2 separate regions of the Mus musculus genome follow, and region 1 is linked to region 2. Evidence: chromatin loops called from intact Hi-C (ENCODE). Cell type or tissue: left cerebral cortex. All regions are shown on one strand. Each heading gives the region's core, and the rest is flanking DNA. Links, peaks and the distances in the headings are about the cores only.

Evidence for each region. Peaks named below come from ENCODE experiments on the same cell type or tissue, not always from the same donor. Only the 100,000 strongest peaks of a DNase experiment are listed, where the experiment ranks them.
Region 1: a loop joins it to region 2, with 2.6 times the contacts of the local background. A loop is called at or near these places in 2 of 42 quality-filtered maps.

The regions. Positions count from the first base shown.
Region 1 is chr2:107,286,037-107,294,375 of GRCm38, forward strand. Kcna4 (potassium voltage-gated channel, shaker-related subfamily, member 4) reads left to right here and starts at 4,553. Exons shown (of 2, transcript NM_021275.4): 1 at 4,553-5,035; 2 at 8,108-8,339. In left cerebral cortex, for the core only: a CTCF peak has its summit at 4,507; DNase peaks (open chromatin) are centred at 886, 4,555, 5,289 and 7,189; H3K4me3 peaks cover 3,490 bases; H3K27ac peaks cover 1,378 bases.
Region 2 is chr2:107,539,106-107,547,444 of GRCm38, forward strand. No RefSeq gene overlaps it. Among named protein-coding and RNA genes, the nearest start is that of Gm39903, 190 kb to the right of the region's middle. In left cerebral cortex, for the core only: no CTCF peak of the experiment used is centred there; a DNase peak (open chromatin) is centred at 4,248; H3K27ac peaks cover 436 bases.

The DNA.
Region 1 (8,339 bases), core at 275-8,274, 250 kb before region 2:
CAATTTCCCTATATCAAAACTGTATCTAAAACTACTTTAGAGAATTAACCCAATTATACATTTCATGCTGTATCCTCTGTTGATGCTTATTCTCTCACACATCATTCTTCACTGCTGAGCCTTTGGCATGGACCCACTTCCCTTCAAGAACATTCCTCTGTAACCTCCACTAGACATCTCTTCTCCCTGCCTCCCGTATGACTTCTCTCAGAACCTTACTAAACTAGTAGGTTGACTCTTGGCTCTCCCTCTATGCTAGCAGCTTTCTCCCAGAACAGGAGGTAATGGTAATAGCTTCCTCTCTATTCTACTTGGCATCTGCTGTAATCAAGGTCACAGTTCAGTGGTCCTTCTTTCTCTCAAGGGTTGAGGTTCTTTCATTACTGTGGTCTGAATGCTGAATGTGTCCATCCCAGATTCTAAAGTTGTGATTCTAACCCCTGAGGGGATGCTATTAGGAGGTGATTATACCATTATCCCAGGAAATTTCTCAAGAATGTGATTAGTGCCTTTATAAAAGAAGTCTTTAAAGCTACCTCACTATCCATACTATGGGGGTGTTTTATCTAGAAGAAGCTTTTGTGAACCCAGAGATGGGAACTCCATAAATACAGATATTGTCAGCATCATGTTCTTGGGTTTCTTAACCTGCATTATTTTAAGAAATAAATTCTGTTATTTGTAAGCCACTAAGTTTATGATACTTTGCTATAGAAACTTAAATGGACTGCAGTCAGAAATAAATATGCCTTTCTGAATCTCCAGACCTGAGTAGAATATGCATAAGATGTAATAGAATGGGAAATGAGAGTGAGCAGTCATTGGAAACACCAACTATGAGTAACACCTAGCTGAGTGGCTCACTTGCATTGAGAATAGTGGGCTGCTCAGAAGATCTCCGCCTATGAATCTGGAGGGGGCGGCATGGAAATAAGTTCTCTGGTTCTTTCTCATCTTTACATCACTTCAGAACTTTAAAATTGGTGATCTGAGGATTTGGAATTAGAAGATATAAAAGTAGTGACCCCCATTTAGTTATTTCCCAACATACAGTGGAAATCTTTCTTTATTGATCCACAACCTGGGACAGGTACAGTTTTTGTTTCCAGAGGAAGGGTGCGGGGTGCCTGGGGTGGAAGGAAGCACTTGTTTTCAGCAAAGTGTCACGGGCTTGTTAAAGAGGCAGTAAGGGGTAGCCAAACAATGCTATTCATTTGCTATTCAGGACACACTCACCAAAGAGTACAGAAACCTTCATAATGGACTAAGTAAAGTCCCACAGGCCTCCCAACCTGCTTTGTGCAAAAGAAATTCTGCTGGGTTTTGCTCCATTCTACAGAAAGAAAGACTTCATGTCGCAAGCTAGAACATTTGTGCCATTAACGGGAGACTTCAAAACCAAGGATAAATTATTCGAGGTAATAGGTGAGTGTGGAGGTTGGGAGGCTTATAAAGTTTTGGTTAGGTGATGATTAAGAAAGGCAAGAAAATAAGTTTTCTAGAAAAATGAGAATTTTAGGACTTAGTCAAGGTAGAGATTTTGTAGGTTACAGTAGAATAAAATAAAGTTAAATTAAATTAAATTAAATTAAAATCTCTCAGCTCAGTTTGTGAGGCTCTAAACAAACCCAAAGAGTATGAGGGAGAGAGAGAAATGCAATGATTCTTATTTTATAAAAAAATTACTTAAGTGGGAAAATGGAGTATGTGTGTGCATGCTTCTCTGTCTGTCTGTCTCTCTCTCTGCACGTGCATGTGCATAACTGTATATGTGTACATGCTTGTGTTTTTATATGTTTGTTCTGGAATGGGGGCAGAGAGCTGAGAGTGGGGCATGTTATTTTTAGGTGGTCTGATCTTAACCTAACCATTCCAGTGGGTTAGGCTTAGTGTTCCTAACCCTAGCACCTGGAACCTACCTATTTTCCACAGGAGCCACTCTCACGAATCTTCAGACTTCCTTTTTTCCTTGGAAGTCCTTATTTGTTTCCTTTGGATTGGATGCTGTTAAGGTTCTTTGTATTTCAGATGTGGCACTTTCATATCTGCATCATAGCACAGGTTGAGATCTGTGAATCTGTGACAGGTATTTGCTTACATGGATACGTGGGCACAGACTGTGTGGCATCACTGAAACTGAGGAGAAGCTTTCCGTATGTTGCAAAGCCACACATATAAGGGCTAATTCTGCTACTATATCATAAATTAAACAACTTCAGTCAAAGTTTTATAACCCATGCGAATCTCAATTTCTTTATATCATAGTGACAGAATAGTACCAATCATACATAATGTTTAGTCGTGCAGGTTAAGCAAGACAACATGCATGCAGATAACTTAGAACATTGTCAGTGATGGGATGGTCACTCAATGACTAGTCCATACCATGACCAAGTAGTCAATAAATACTTGTTCCATGTTCTGAATGAGTATTGTCATTAGAGTGCCTTCTATTCAGGTGAATTGTTGCTATTATTTAGTAGTTTCTCTTCCTGATACCTAAGAAAGAAAGATGCTTATGAAAACTTCAGGCATTTAAATGTTTAAAACTTTCTGGACCACAAGAAGAATAAATAGCCAGTGACATGTATAAGCATACTTTGCAAAGTTTCCATGTGATCCAATAAAAACATCCGAGCTTCGATACAACCATTATCTTTAGTACATTACTCAATCTCATCTTTCAACTCTCTGGAAGCATTCCATAGCTATTGTGGATTGATCTTACAAATTGCTTTTGGAAACTGGTCCCAAGATCTTATACCCTATGCCCTCAGCCCTGATTCTACCATTCTCTAAAACATCCTTCTGATGGCCTAACAGTAAGTCAGTCCTCTCTTTCTGGCACCTGTAAGACTGCACAAGGACCTAACCTTTATTTTGGAATCAAAAATGATTGCTTTCAGTTTTGGAGAAGTCAGTCCCTCCCATTTGCTGGAATGAGCTCCAATTTGGAACGACTTGGAACAAGTAGCTTCTCTAGGTGCCTGTAGGAACTTTTCTCTGTTCCTCCACCTACAGGGTAGGGGTGGGGCAGGGATGGGGTGGTTGTGGAGGGTGTTTGGGATAAATTTGTTTGTGCCATAATCTCAAGGTGCTCTGACTGGAAGAAGATAGGAAAACCAGATCCCACATTACAGCTTATTTGCTTGTTTCCCCTTCAGTAATTACATTTCAGCCCCCACCCCATTATTTTAAAAATTAAACAACTAAAGCAGTCTTCCAGGTGTCTTTCCCCACGTCAGCAGCGACAGGGTGAGTGCAGTGCACAGGGGCATATCTATAATTCAGCTCAGGAATATTTTCCTTAATAATTAATCAGGAATCACAAAAGAAGGAAGCCCAATAGGGCCCATGAACAAAGCTGCTGGAGAGTACAGCTACCCAGGTGCCAACTGACCAGCCCAGGACTGATCTGCTCCCGTAGCTGGACCTGTGTACCGTACTGCTTATTCAAACCATAAGGTGTGCTGAGGGAGATGGCCCAAGACCCAAACCTGACCATCACCTTGATTCCCCTCCCACTACACCCTGCCCGGTCTCTGAGCTAACCTTTCTTGTATACCACATCTATGTCCCAGAGACATCCACAAACTAACCACTAATGAAAAAGCACCTAAAGTTTATCTGGGGTGGGGTTGCCTTCCTAGAGACACACTTAGTTGCTTATAGGATAGGAAATGTGGAGTACTTAAACAAACAAACAAACAAACAAACAAACAAACAAACAAGTGGATGGCAGTAAAGTTTGGGGCACTAATATAAAGCCTCTCCAATGGCCCACATGGGCTCTCCAGTTCAGCTTCAATTATCTTTGCAGCAACAGTTTCACAGAGGGGTCAACTCAGCCTTTCAAAAGCTCCAGCCTAGGCCATTTTTAACAGTTTGTCCATAACCCTCCAGCCTCCCTCCTGTTGTGACTTGAGCCTCCTGTACACAGTAGCCTTCGCCGGGGGTCAGACTTCATATTCGACCAGTCTCTAACATATGGTCTAATACATGGGTAAAGTTGATCTTTCTCTGTGCCAACTGGGCCAGCAGCTGAAGCTGCAGACTCTCAGTGTTCCAGGAACGCTGAGACTAAGGTTGGGGTGTACTCACGGGGAGGGGAGGGGGAGGATTTCTGGACCTGCAGTCTGGCCAGAGATGCACCTGAGCCCTACTACCACACCTCTAGGGGTAAACAGATGACCAATGTCTGGGGAGATAAAAGATCAGGGTAAGAAGGGAAGCTGCCCCAAGCTATCCACCCCATTTTCTGGACTGCATCTTTCATCGAAGTCCCTCTCTCCCAGTGTCTCTAGTGGCACCTGTGCTGTGGTCGGTCCTGGACTTCTATTCCAGTTCCTACGGGACACATCTGCCTCCGGGATTTGCTCCTCGCTTGGGGGTGATACCCAAGTGCTCCTGGGATAGTTTCCAGAAGCTAAGCAGTCGTGGGGGCTGGGCCGACGGGTGGGGTCGCAGCGTCGTGACTGTGCCCGCCCAGCCATGCGGGGAGGCACCCCTAGTGACAGCCCCAAAGGCCACACCCTCGGCCCGGCCAGGCCCCGCCCCCGCCCGTGCGCGCTGGCAGCCTGGGGAGGCGTGTGCTGCTCCTGCAGCCAGCTAGAGAGCAAGACTGGGATGGATACTGGAGAAGGAATGCAGGCTTAACAAGTGATCGCTGCTGTCTAGGATTTTGAGTCTTTTTCGGAGAACCTTGACTTCCGTTCCCAGCCCATGTCTGCTGTGCCGAACTCCAGAGGAACCAGAAATCTCCGGGGTCTACCTTGGGGCGTCCCCAATCTCCACCTCTGGGCTCCAGTAACGAGGACTCTGCAATACCCCCTAGCCCCCTGGCCAAGACAACCGAACTTGTTCCGTGGATATTTGGGATCCTCCACCTGCCAAACCTGAGCGATTTTTTTTGTACTGCGCCCCCACCCCCAATGATTCTGCCCCTCCTCCAGCTGTTGCAGCGTGGAAAAGGGGAAACAAATCACCGGGGGGGATTTTTTTCGTCTATTTTTATTTTTCGCACTTGCTGGGAATGGTAAGTATGAGATCTTTCTTATCTTTCCTTCACCTTACTCTTTTGGCTGTTGAGAAACTGTGGACATTTGAGGAATAAATAATATTGAGAATGTGACAGAAGGACATGAATGGAAGGCGGTTAAAAATAAACCAGGAGGTGGGAGAAGGGAGGTGCAGATGCTACGCGGCGCTCCAGGGGCAACCCAGGGGATGGGGCGAGTGCGCCCTGCTTAATGTGCCAGAGCGGGAACCCAGGTCTGGAGGCTAGGGCGCAATTAAAGATGTCGTTCCCCCAACGAGGTGGGGTTTAGATTCAGCATCATTTTCGTTTTGCCTGATCCCAGCCTCACCGTTCCTCTCCTTTGCGAACAGCTGATGAGCCGGTCTGTATTGTTGCCTCTCCCAACATTCAGATGGCATGCATTTTCAGAGTGTTTGAGCAGTCCACAGGGACTGGATAAATGGTGTGCGTTGAGTTGATGTACGTGTTTCTTGGTGTTGGTTTTTCTGATTCTATCACCTTTTTATGTTTTAATTTTGTCCCTCTCTGCCCTTCTCCCAAATTTGGTTCAGGTACCACCCTAACACAGTTGCAGAAATTAGCATCTAGAAAGGAAAGCAGCCTTGTTGTTGTTGGGTAGGAAGGGAAGAGGGAATGCTTGTTGGTATTTGGGAACATAGAAGCAAGAATAGGTGCCCTGCAAATCCTATTAGTTTAATGGTGTTAAGAAGGTCTCTTGCATAAAGTCTGCTTGATTCTCCTAAGAAGAATACCTGGAGAAAGAGAGATTTTAAATCAGCTTGGTTTGTTTGAAAAAATGGTTTGGTGGGTTTACAATTTGTCTTTTCTTTCTGTCTTCCTTCCTTCCTTCCTTCCTTCCTTCCTTCCTTCCTTCCTTCCTTTCTTTCTTTCTTTCTTTCTTTCTTTCTTTCTTTCTTTCTTTCTTTCTTTCACTTTCTTTTCTCTATCTCCCCTTTCCCACCATGCCTCCCTGCTTCACTGCCTACTTACCTCTCTCCCTCCCTTCCCCCTTTCCTTCTTTCTGTCTCTCTAGGATAGTAAGGTAACTAGTAGCCAATTGAAAGGAAAACAGTTTTCTTTTTGAATGTCAAAGAGTTAGAAAAATAGTAATTAACAAGCCTAAATAAATAAAAGAATAAGGAAGCATTTGCTGTAGAACACAATGAAGGCAGTTCCAGAGCTTGTAGAAGTTACAGTGAGCTGGAAGACCCTCAAATTCATGACATTTGGGGGAGTTACTTGAGTAGAAGAAACATCTTCACATTTGTAAATCTATGGGTATGTCAGTTATTCAGGGCTTAAGTGGTGTCTGTACAAACTGTTTGTGGGTGCTGAGAAGTTGAACACATTCTCAGGCTTTTTGGATTCTGTCAATCTTAAAAAGATGTTGGCTGACATTCCACAGTGAACGTAGTCATAAGGTGGTTTTGTACACAAGGCCTTAGAGGTTTCACCACGGTAAACACTTATGAATGTAAGATGATGTGACCAGGACAACAGAAGAGGGGGGTGTTGCTAGGGATAACTTCTGAGGTGTATTTTCTGGAGTCTTTTGGTTTCAACCAAGGGTGTGTGTGTGTGTGTGTGTGTGTGTGTGTGTGTGTGTGTGTGATGCCCTGTGTTTGCCATTTAAGTTATGGGACCAACACTCAAAGTGAAGAGCAGCAGGTGCTCAAGGGTAGAATCCTGTTAATGGCTTCAGAAAGCCATGGCTCTCATGCCGCCGAAGTGTTTCCAGTAATAGAAACTAGAGGATGCCCAGAACTCTACCTGTTATCATCATTGCCAATTCTCTGGCTCATTTTCTGTATTCTTAGAAGTCCTCTTGGCCAGAGTAAATGGAAGAAGCAGGTGGTCAGAGTTAGGGGCAAGTTTCCTAAGTCCTGGCTGAGGAGATAAAGTCAATGGACTTAGGAGAGCAAAGTAAGAAAAGAGGGCCAGGGATAGCAGATGAGGCAGAGAGATTGGGATATGAAAAAAAAATGTGTGGTGAACTGGAGGGCGAAAGAACAGGATACAGTGAAATGGGGGGTGGGGTGGGTAAAGTGTGTACTCTAAATGCTGCATCCACATGCTTCAGAAGACTATATCAGGTGAACATGACGGCACTTCAAGGAGAGGGGATGGTTACCAAGAGAAGTGGGAACTGAGATCTGCTTCTAGGCCGTGGGTGGTAGGGAGTGTTCAGGAAGCTGGAGTAGAGAAATAAAAAAAAACAACAACAACAACAGGGGCTTGTTTCATGGAGTCAGAGAATGCCAGGTTCACACAGGCATTGTCTAGTGTCATAGTGACATATCTGTCCAAGTTCTGTCTTACCCCACCTCAGAGAGCATCGGCAAAGACTGTGAATTTAGAGAGTGGGTAGATAGATGACAGCCTAGTTTAATGCTGTGTTATCCATAACTGACATATCTGTTGCTATTTACTATGTACATAGACAGTGTGCTATCCTGAGAGCATCCATGATCTCCATGGATCCTTACCAATGTGGGGTAAAGGGGATTGATTATGTTGTCTACATTTTATGATTAGGAAATTGATGATCATTCAAGTAGTGGAGTCTAAACTGAAGAAAAATGTTTTATTTCCCCACTTCTTTAATCCCAAGAAAAAGAAAAATGTAAGGGTACTTAATTCAGCAACATTCCATGAGTGAAAATTTTAAGGAGAATTCCTTGAGATAAATGAATACTGGAAACAGCTGTAAAGTCAGAGCATCACTGTTGTGGAATGAAGAGGATACTATTGAGAATTAAACCTGGCATTGGTGAAGGGGCAGAGGAAAGCAAGAACCGTGTGGGTTGAGAATGGACAGGACCTAAACAAATGAGTTGCCACCAAACAGACTGATCTGAACCAATGACAAAAGAAGAGAGCAAGGTGGATGCTGAGTGGGAGAGATTTTAGAGCAGCCTGCCCCGTATTCTTGAAAAGTTATGGTCTCCTGGTGTGTGTTTCATGATTTGCCTGAGGACAAGAGCAGTGTATGTGGAGTAAAGGGCTGTTTGCTCTCTATGGTTTGATTCTTTTTTTTTTCCCCTGTGCTTATTTCCCATCCCTCTTCAGGTGAAGTGCTTCTTGTGAATGATTCTAGCCAAAGGATGCTCTTCATTTCCTGCTTTCTATGGAGACCTCAGTGTTGAGTTTGCCTCTGCTGGAACTGCGTCTACCACCTTCTCTACCTTCCAAGGTCTTTGCCTCTATCTACAACCTGGCATTGTCTGTGGGTCCATGAAGGCTTGGATGACCTTAGAGGGAAGGTCTGGGAGTCCACCCTCATAGACTAAGCAGCAATGGC
Region 2 (8,339 bases), core at 40-8,039:
TTATGTAAAGATATTAGAAGAGACCTTTTTGGTTATAATTTATATCATCATATTTCTTGTCAGACTTTTGCTAATGTTGTGAGCCCTTACATAGTCATTGGTGGGGTGAGACTGGGAGCTTTAGAATGCATACTCTGGTTTCCTTATACCACATTTCTGTCTCATCCAAGCTGATGGATTTCCTTAGGACAGGGTCCTACAGGTCTCCTCTTGTAAAGTCCTTTACAACTTCAGATTAAACTATACGAAACAAAGCACTAAGAAGCTTGATGTTATAGCCAGGGCATGTGCTAAAAGAGATAATGTAATTATTAAGGAGATGAGTATGTGTAAGAGGGGACCTTGTATGCACTGGGATAATAGGAAGGCAAGACTACAGCATCCAGGTTGGAAAAGAGATTTTGAGGGGTTTTTGTTGTTTTTATTTTTTGTTTGTTTGTTTGTTTTTTGTCACTAAAAAACAATAACAAACAAAAGCTAGTTGAATATGATTCCAGGGGAAATTAGTTTATCTCGAGTTGGCAGATAAATTTGGAAGCATCATTCACACGATACTAGCTTTTCAACACATGAAAGATGGAAGGTGAGAAGGACATGGATATTTCTACACAGCTTCTGAGAGCTGCTGGCTGAAGGCAGTGTAAGGCCAGGGTCTGAGTGTGATTTGCTGTTTGACATGCTTGCTTTTGATCTTGTGTTGGTTCATTGTTTTCTTACTTTGCCCCCTTCTCTACATTCTTCCTTTTTGAAATGGTAATGTATATTCTATGCCATCGTATGTTATATTATATCTAACTTACTTTTGTTATTCAAAAAGTGTTACAGGTAAGAGATTGCTGTAAGTCTCAGATGACAGATTGGATTTCACTGTTGAGATTGTAAAATGCTATGGGGGCTTTTAAGATTGAACTAAATGCAGCTTGCATTATGATTGCCTTGAGCATTTGGGAGCAGGTATGGAATGTGGTAGTTGGAATGAAAAATACCTTGTGTAGGCTCAGGTATTTGAACGCTTGGTCTGCAGTTTATAATGCCGATTGAAGCATGTTATGAAGCCTTTGGGAGATGTGGAAAAAGTATCTTGCTTGGGGAGGGCCTCAAGACCTCAGTCCACTTCTACTCTGTCTCTGCACTTCATATTATGGGTGAAGATGTGATAACTCAGCTTTTTCTCTGTCCTCCTTCTGCCATACCTCCCAACCACGATGGATGCTTGTCTTTCTGGAACTCTTATAATAAAGCCCAAATAAACTCTTCCTTCTGTAAATTGGCTTCATGCTACTTTATCAGCAATAGAAATGTAACTCATATAGTGACTAATTTCCAAGGTCTTAGTCTCTAAAATGTTAACTGAAGCAGCATTTGTCCTTGAAATAGAGCTGAGGAATTTAACCTCTATGATAAAGAGCAACAAAGCTTTGATTCCAAAAATTTATAATACAGTTACTAAGTTTAGACTGCAGTCTGAAAGTATGAACATGATTGGAAAGTATAAAACTGTGCCTTCAGAATATCTCAGCTCCATCCTTGTGGATGTCTTTGAAAAAAATTATAATTTTTTTTTCTGAAGATCCCTATTGACTCTTCCAGAAGCCTGGTTTCATCTCTGAGCATAGTGTATTCACACATCCATTATTGATGGAGCACTTAGCCCTCTGGCCTCCAAACACTTTTCTAGGCTGAAACCCATTACTTTGCTTGTTGTGTTCACTTTCCTGATAGAAATGAACTTTTCAGGCTGTCGGGAGGAGGCTGTAGTAAATTCACAATCCTGTCAATGCCTTCAAACTTTAATTCTGCTTTCCTTCTGAGATACGGAACCAAGTATACAATTTATGGACAAAGGTGTGTATCTTTCTTTGTGAGCTAAAATACTCTGGTGTTCTGTTTGTGTGCCTCTTGTGACACTTTTCTCTATATTATAGATATTTTAGCATTAGGTTTTTGTTTCTGAATAAAATTGTTTCTATATTTGCATCTTTATTATATGTTAATTTTCCACTCCATTTCCTAAACTCAGATACAATGCAAGAGTTGCAAAGAACTGTTATCTTCTGCCACATATGCAGCTAGAGGTACGAGCTCTGGGGTACTGGTTAGTTCATATTGTTGTTCCACCTATAGGGTTGCAGACCCCTTCAGCTCCTTGAATGCTTTCTCTAGCTTCTCCATTGTGGGCCCTGTGTTCCATCTTATAGATGACTGTGAGCATCCACTTCTGTATTTGCCAGGCACTGGCATAGCCTCATAGGAGACAGCCAGAAGATGGCCTAGCTGGCCATCACTGGGAAGAGAGGTCCCTTGGTATTGCAAACTTTATATGCCCCAGTACAGGGGAATGCCAGGTCCAAGAAGCTGGAGTGGGTGGGTAGGGGAGCAGGGCAGGGGGAGGGTATAGGGAACTTTCCAGATAGCACTTGAAATGTATATAAAGAAACTATCTAATAAAAGAAAAAAGAAAAAAAAAAAGAACTGTTATGGAGTCTGGGGAGATGGCTTAATTGTAAAACACTTGGTAAGCAAACATGAGGACCTGAGTCCAGATTCCCATATACCATGTAAAAGATAGGCATGCCAGCATTCTTCTATAACCCTAGCATGGAGGGTACAGAAACAGGGAGATGCTCGAGGCTTTCTGGACAGGAATCTAGCCAAACTTGTGAGAGTTGAGTTCAGTGAAAGACCTTGTCTTAAGAAATAATTATGATGAAATCAAATGAGAAAAACATCCATATAGATGACTATAAATGCAAAATTAAGTTGGGTAGTGAATAATAGGTGAATCAATATACAGTTAAAAATAAAATCTTAGTAAGCCTACTCCACACCTCACATTCTCTTTGATAATGGCTTTTCCCTTCTCTTCTTCATGATGCTACCAGAAGGCCTGGCCTCTCAACTAGTCACCAATAATCATAACGAAGTTGGGCAGCTTGCTTACTCTGGGTCAGACAGAGTCCTTTTAAAATTTGGAATGGTGAGGTAGTGACTAATTATCTGAGGACTTTGTAAAAGCAGTGCTGATATACATAGTTATATACATAGTTTTCACGGACATGAATTAAAAGTGAGCAGCGAGAGGAATAGATACAGGCTAGGCATGGCCTTTGGAAGAGTGTCTCCTTTGATCATTAAACACTTTATAATTCCTGATAAGTTCCCATTTCTTGGTTCTGATCTGTGCATTTCTGGTTCTGTATTTGGGACATCTCTATGAAAATCTTCACATGGTTTAGTCCTTTGTTCCTTCTTGTCTTAGCTAGAAGGTTGCTTGGTAATAGAAGCTCTTTCTTTGGTGTATATCCTCATTCTCACATTCTTTATCTCTGACATTTCTATCTTACTTATGCCATTTAATGTAATATGAAGCTTACAGTTTTGGGTTCTTACTCATTTATTATTGGATTTTCTTACTAAAATGTATCAGCCACCTCTTCTCAATCACTCTCTTCCCAATGTTGTAGAATAAGTCTATGAGCACTAAATAAAGCAGTTATTTGAATAAATACTAGATATGATGATTACTTCCTTTCATTGTATAATTGTGAAGATATTTTTTTAAAATATCAGTCATGAGACTGATAACGTCTAGGTGAAGACACCTATAAGGGTTAAAGTTGCTCATAGCCTCTCAACATGTCCTGTGATGTTCATTTTTCAGTTTTCCAGCAGCTTCAGAGATAGTAGCATCATGTGGATCTTCCTGATCTTATATCTGTCTCCAACTACTTATGTCTGCTCACCCTTTGTCATTCAATTCTACTCCAATCATTAAATCTGATCTTTATTCATACCCATCGGTTACTACAGAGTTGTCCAACACTTCTCTTTCTCAATGTACCTTTCAGATCATTTGTCACCTTTAATACACTTAAAGTGTTTTCAGATGGTAACAGTAAAGGTTCTGGTTAATTTTGGTCTGAAATCTTTTATATAATAGTTAGAAAACAAACGCCCATAAGTATAGATATCTTGAAATAAATATTGAAATCCTTCTAAGAGAGCCTCACCAGGTAAGACATGTGAATCCATGTATATATCTAACCCTAGAAAGGAATGATTCCACCTTGTAAATGACTTCTAGAATCCTAGAAGCACTCAGAGGTATGAGGTATAGAAGTGCCAACGTGTTAAGCATGAGACTCATCTGCACAGCATATTTGGTCCTCCTGTAGATCTCTTATTGGCATAAGAAGCCTGCAGATCTCAGGGAAAAGAAGTAGGAGTGCATTGTGCAGTTCTAAGGTACTGAGCATGCGGGGGCTGTATGTGCTGTGAAGCAGGCTCCAAATGAGTCATACGCCTGTTACAAATGTTCCTTTGAATCTTCTGCTGGTGTTTCAATCTCATATTCTTCCTAAGTAGCTTTGTGATAGCTCATCCTCACATCTTACAGCTTAGATTGCTCAAGAGATCGATGATCAAGCATTTGAGTTAAGCCTCAAAATTATAGTATAAAATAATATAGTGTTCATATTGTCACCATGTTTGGGAAAGAAAACAGAATGCATCACCAAGTGACAGAATAGGCTGATTTAGAATTATAAACTAAAATGGGCTTTAATTAGAATATAAGTTTAAACATTTACTAGCTCTGAGATATTGGAAAAGAGTCCTCATTAAGCATTAATGTTCTTTCTGTTAAAACAGTAATGATATTCCACCCTAAATAATATCACTTACAGGCACATGAACAATAGGAAAAAACCCAATACAGAACCCTTTATGATAGCACTTACCTGAATATAATATGCTCTCCCATTTACTTGGATAAATATATTTAGCAATAATACTAATGATAGGTAGGTAATAGTACCTTATTCTTGAACACAGAGATTGGGATTATGTCTTTGTTATTGAAGCAGATATGCTCAATTACCTTTCCTATTAACAAACTCATTCTCCATCTGTTTTGAAAACTACTTTTCTTATCTTCTCTATAAACTAACCACAACAAGTGATGTTCTGTCTAAAAACAAGCAAGCAAACAAACAAACAAACAAATAAGCAAAAAAAAAAAAAAGATTTCAGAGATTTGAAAATAAATTTTGGACCATGTCTGCACTTCTTTCTATTACTTTGATTTCTGCTTAAGAGTAAACATGAAACTGTACTGAAACAGTACCTCTGAGTGCCTTCCATGAGGAAAGTATAAGAATGCCAACCTCACACTATGGACACACTATGGACACTCTATGGACAATATGGACAATGAAGAAGGTGGGCAAAGACAGACTGAGCATGGTGGAACATGTGCACCACCTCTAGGACAATTAACTACAGATTGATCCAGGGTATATATTTTTCTACTTAGTTAAACTTCTATTTTATTTTTCCAACTGGTTTTATATGCATGCGGGCAAATTCTATTTTCATATAATTTATAAGTATTATTTTTATCAAAGTTTGATGTTACTATTTCCTATTATTTTGATTGACATTTTGAAAGGTTAAAAAATATGTCCAAGTCAACATCATGTCATTCTCTAGTATAAGTAAAGCAAAGAATTTAACATATGCTTTAAATAGCAAAATATAAAATTGGCACGTGGATACAGGGGAAGAAAGTTCAAATAATAAAGATCAAGCAAAGTACCTGGGAAGAAGAAAACACAAGATGGATGATCAAAATCCTGGAATGCATTTGTTCTTTCGGTATTTTAGAAGGATAAGTAATGGCAGGAACATTTTTTTTTCCATTTTTTATTAGGTATTTAGCTCATTTACATTTCCAATGCTATACCAAAAGTCTCCCATACCCACCCACCCCCATTCCCCTACCCACCCACTCCCACTTTTTGGCCCTGGCGTTCCCCTGTACTGGGGCATATAAAGTTTGCGTGTCCAATGGGCCTCTCTTTCCAGTGATGGCCGACTAGGCCATCTTTTGATACATATGCAGCTAGAGTCAAGAGCTCCCGGGTACTGGTTAGTTCATAATGTTGTTCCACCTATAGGGTTGCAGATCCCTTTAGCTCCTTCGGTACTTTCTCTAGCTCCTCCATTGGGAGCCCTGTGATGCATCCATTAGCTGACTGTGAGCATCCACTTCTGTGTTTGCTAGGCCCTGGCATAGTCTCACAAGAGACAGCTACATCTGGGTCCTTTCGATAAAATCTTGCTAGTGTATGCAATGGTGTCAGCGTTTGGATGCTGATTATGGAGTGGATCCCTGGATATGGCAGTCTCTACATGGACCATCCTTTCATCTCAGCTCTAAACTTTGTCTCTGTAACTCCTTCCAAGGGTGTTTCGTTCCCACTTTTAAGGAGGGGCATAGTGTCCACACTTCAGTCTTCATTTTTCTTGAGTTTCATGTGTTTAGGAAATTGTATCTTATATCTTGGGTATCCTAGGTTTTGGGCTAATATCCACTTATCAGTGAGTACATATTGTGTGAGTTCCTTTGTGAATGTGTTACCTCACTCAGGATGATGCCCTCCAGGTCCATCCATTTGCCTAGGAATTTCATAAATTCATTCTTTTTAATAGCTGAGTAGTACTCCATTGTGTAGATGTACCACATTTTCTGTATCCATTCCTCTGTTGAGGGGCATCTGGGTTCTTTCCAGCTTCTGGCTATTATAAATAAGGCTGCTATGAACATAGTGGAGCATGTGTCCTTCTTACCAGTTGGGACATCTTCTGGATATATGCCCAGGAGAGGTATTGCTGGATCCTCCGGTAGTACTATGTCCAATTTTCTGAGGAACCGCCAGACTGATTTCCAGAGTGGTTGTACAAGCCTGCAATCCCACCAACAATGGAGGAGTGTTCCTCTTTCTCCACATCCTCGCCAGCATCTGCTATCACCTGAATTTTTGATCTTAGCCATTCTGACTGGTGTGAGGTGGAATCTCAGGGTTGTTTTGATTTGCATTTCCCTGATGATTAAAGATGTTGAACATTTTTTCAGGTGCTTCTCTGTAATGGCAGGAACATTAAAGAGTATTTATGAGTACAAACAAAACTGAAAGCATCTATGTAGAATGAATAAATATGTGGAAACATTCTGATGTGAGCAGAACTTTCCCTGGGGCCAGCCTTATTAAGAAACAATCTTAGAACACGCTCCCCAGTGCTGCTGTGTTATCATGAGACAAGGTCACCATGAAGTCCTTGTAGCAGATTTAACATTTGAGATTCTGATGATACAGGATGGCATTGGACAGAGCAAATCAATACAGGATGATAAAAAAAAAAAACAAAAAACAGTGTGGCCATCAGATCTAGAGGTAAGGTACATCCCAAGGTCCTTATCAAACTAGTTTTCTGACCTCTTAGAAACTCAATTTATCCATGTGAAGAGCTAATCATATTGATTACAGTTTCTCATTATATACAATGACATGATTCTTATGAAATAACTGCAGGTGGTGTCTGCAAAATAAATATTAATTCCCTTTGAGTAGCAATGGATACATTTCCTTCTCTTGCCATGCAGATTTCACTTTTGTTTGCTGCAACTCCATTGAATCTAATTTTCTTGTAAAGAGAATCTAGAAGAAAAGAACATTGTATGATGAAGGTTCACTGTATCACACCATATTTTTATAAGAAATACAGGGTTTGCAGACTGCATGTACTGTATCTTTAATCAAAACTTGTACTTATTAAGGACTTTGCTGTCATTTAATAGAGCTTCCTTTGACCTCAGGGTGTTTATTGGACTAGATGTGAGCTACAACACTATTTTTTTTTCACACATAGAATAGTTACTTCACTTCGTATTGAAGGAAATAAATCACCTCATTGCTAAAGCCATGGACATTCTAGATTAAGTATCTTAGAGTCAAGGCCACAGCTATTTATCTCAAATTTTATTTTTCTTTTTGCTAACTAGAACTTAAGAAATGTGAGACACATATTGCCTCCATTGACTATACCTTTTTTGCAGTTTTATTTCTGCCTGCTTCTGTTGGAGCTCCGGTTGCACTGATATACATATGGTGGAAAGAGAGCTAGGTTTTTTTGAGAACATAGTGTGTTTATGAAAAGGTAACAATATCATTTCACATTACACACGCATAATATGATTTAAGCTAATGGTATGTGTCATATAATAAGGTGCAGGATATGCGAAGATTAAGCGACAGATGAACCTGTTTTCAAAAGTTTAATTTTTGTGTATGTATGTATGCATGTATGCATGCATGTATGTATGCATGTATGTATGTATGTGGTATATATGTGAGCATATATTTGTGTTTACAAACATGAGTGAACAAAAGAAGAGGCTTGCAGTTGGCATTGGGTGTCTTCCTCCATTCTTCCATTTTATTTATGGAGACAGGATTGCTATCTAAACCCAGTTGTCACCATTTAGTCTATGCTTGCCT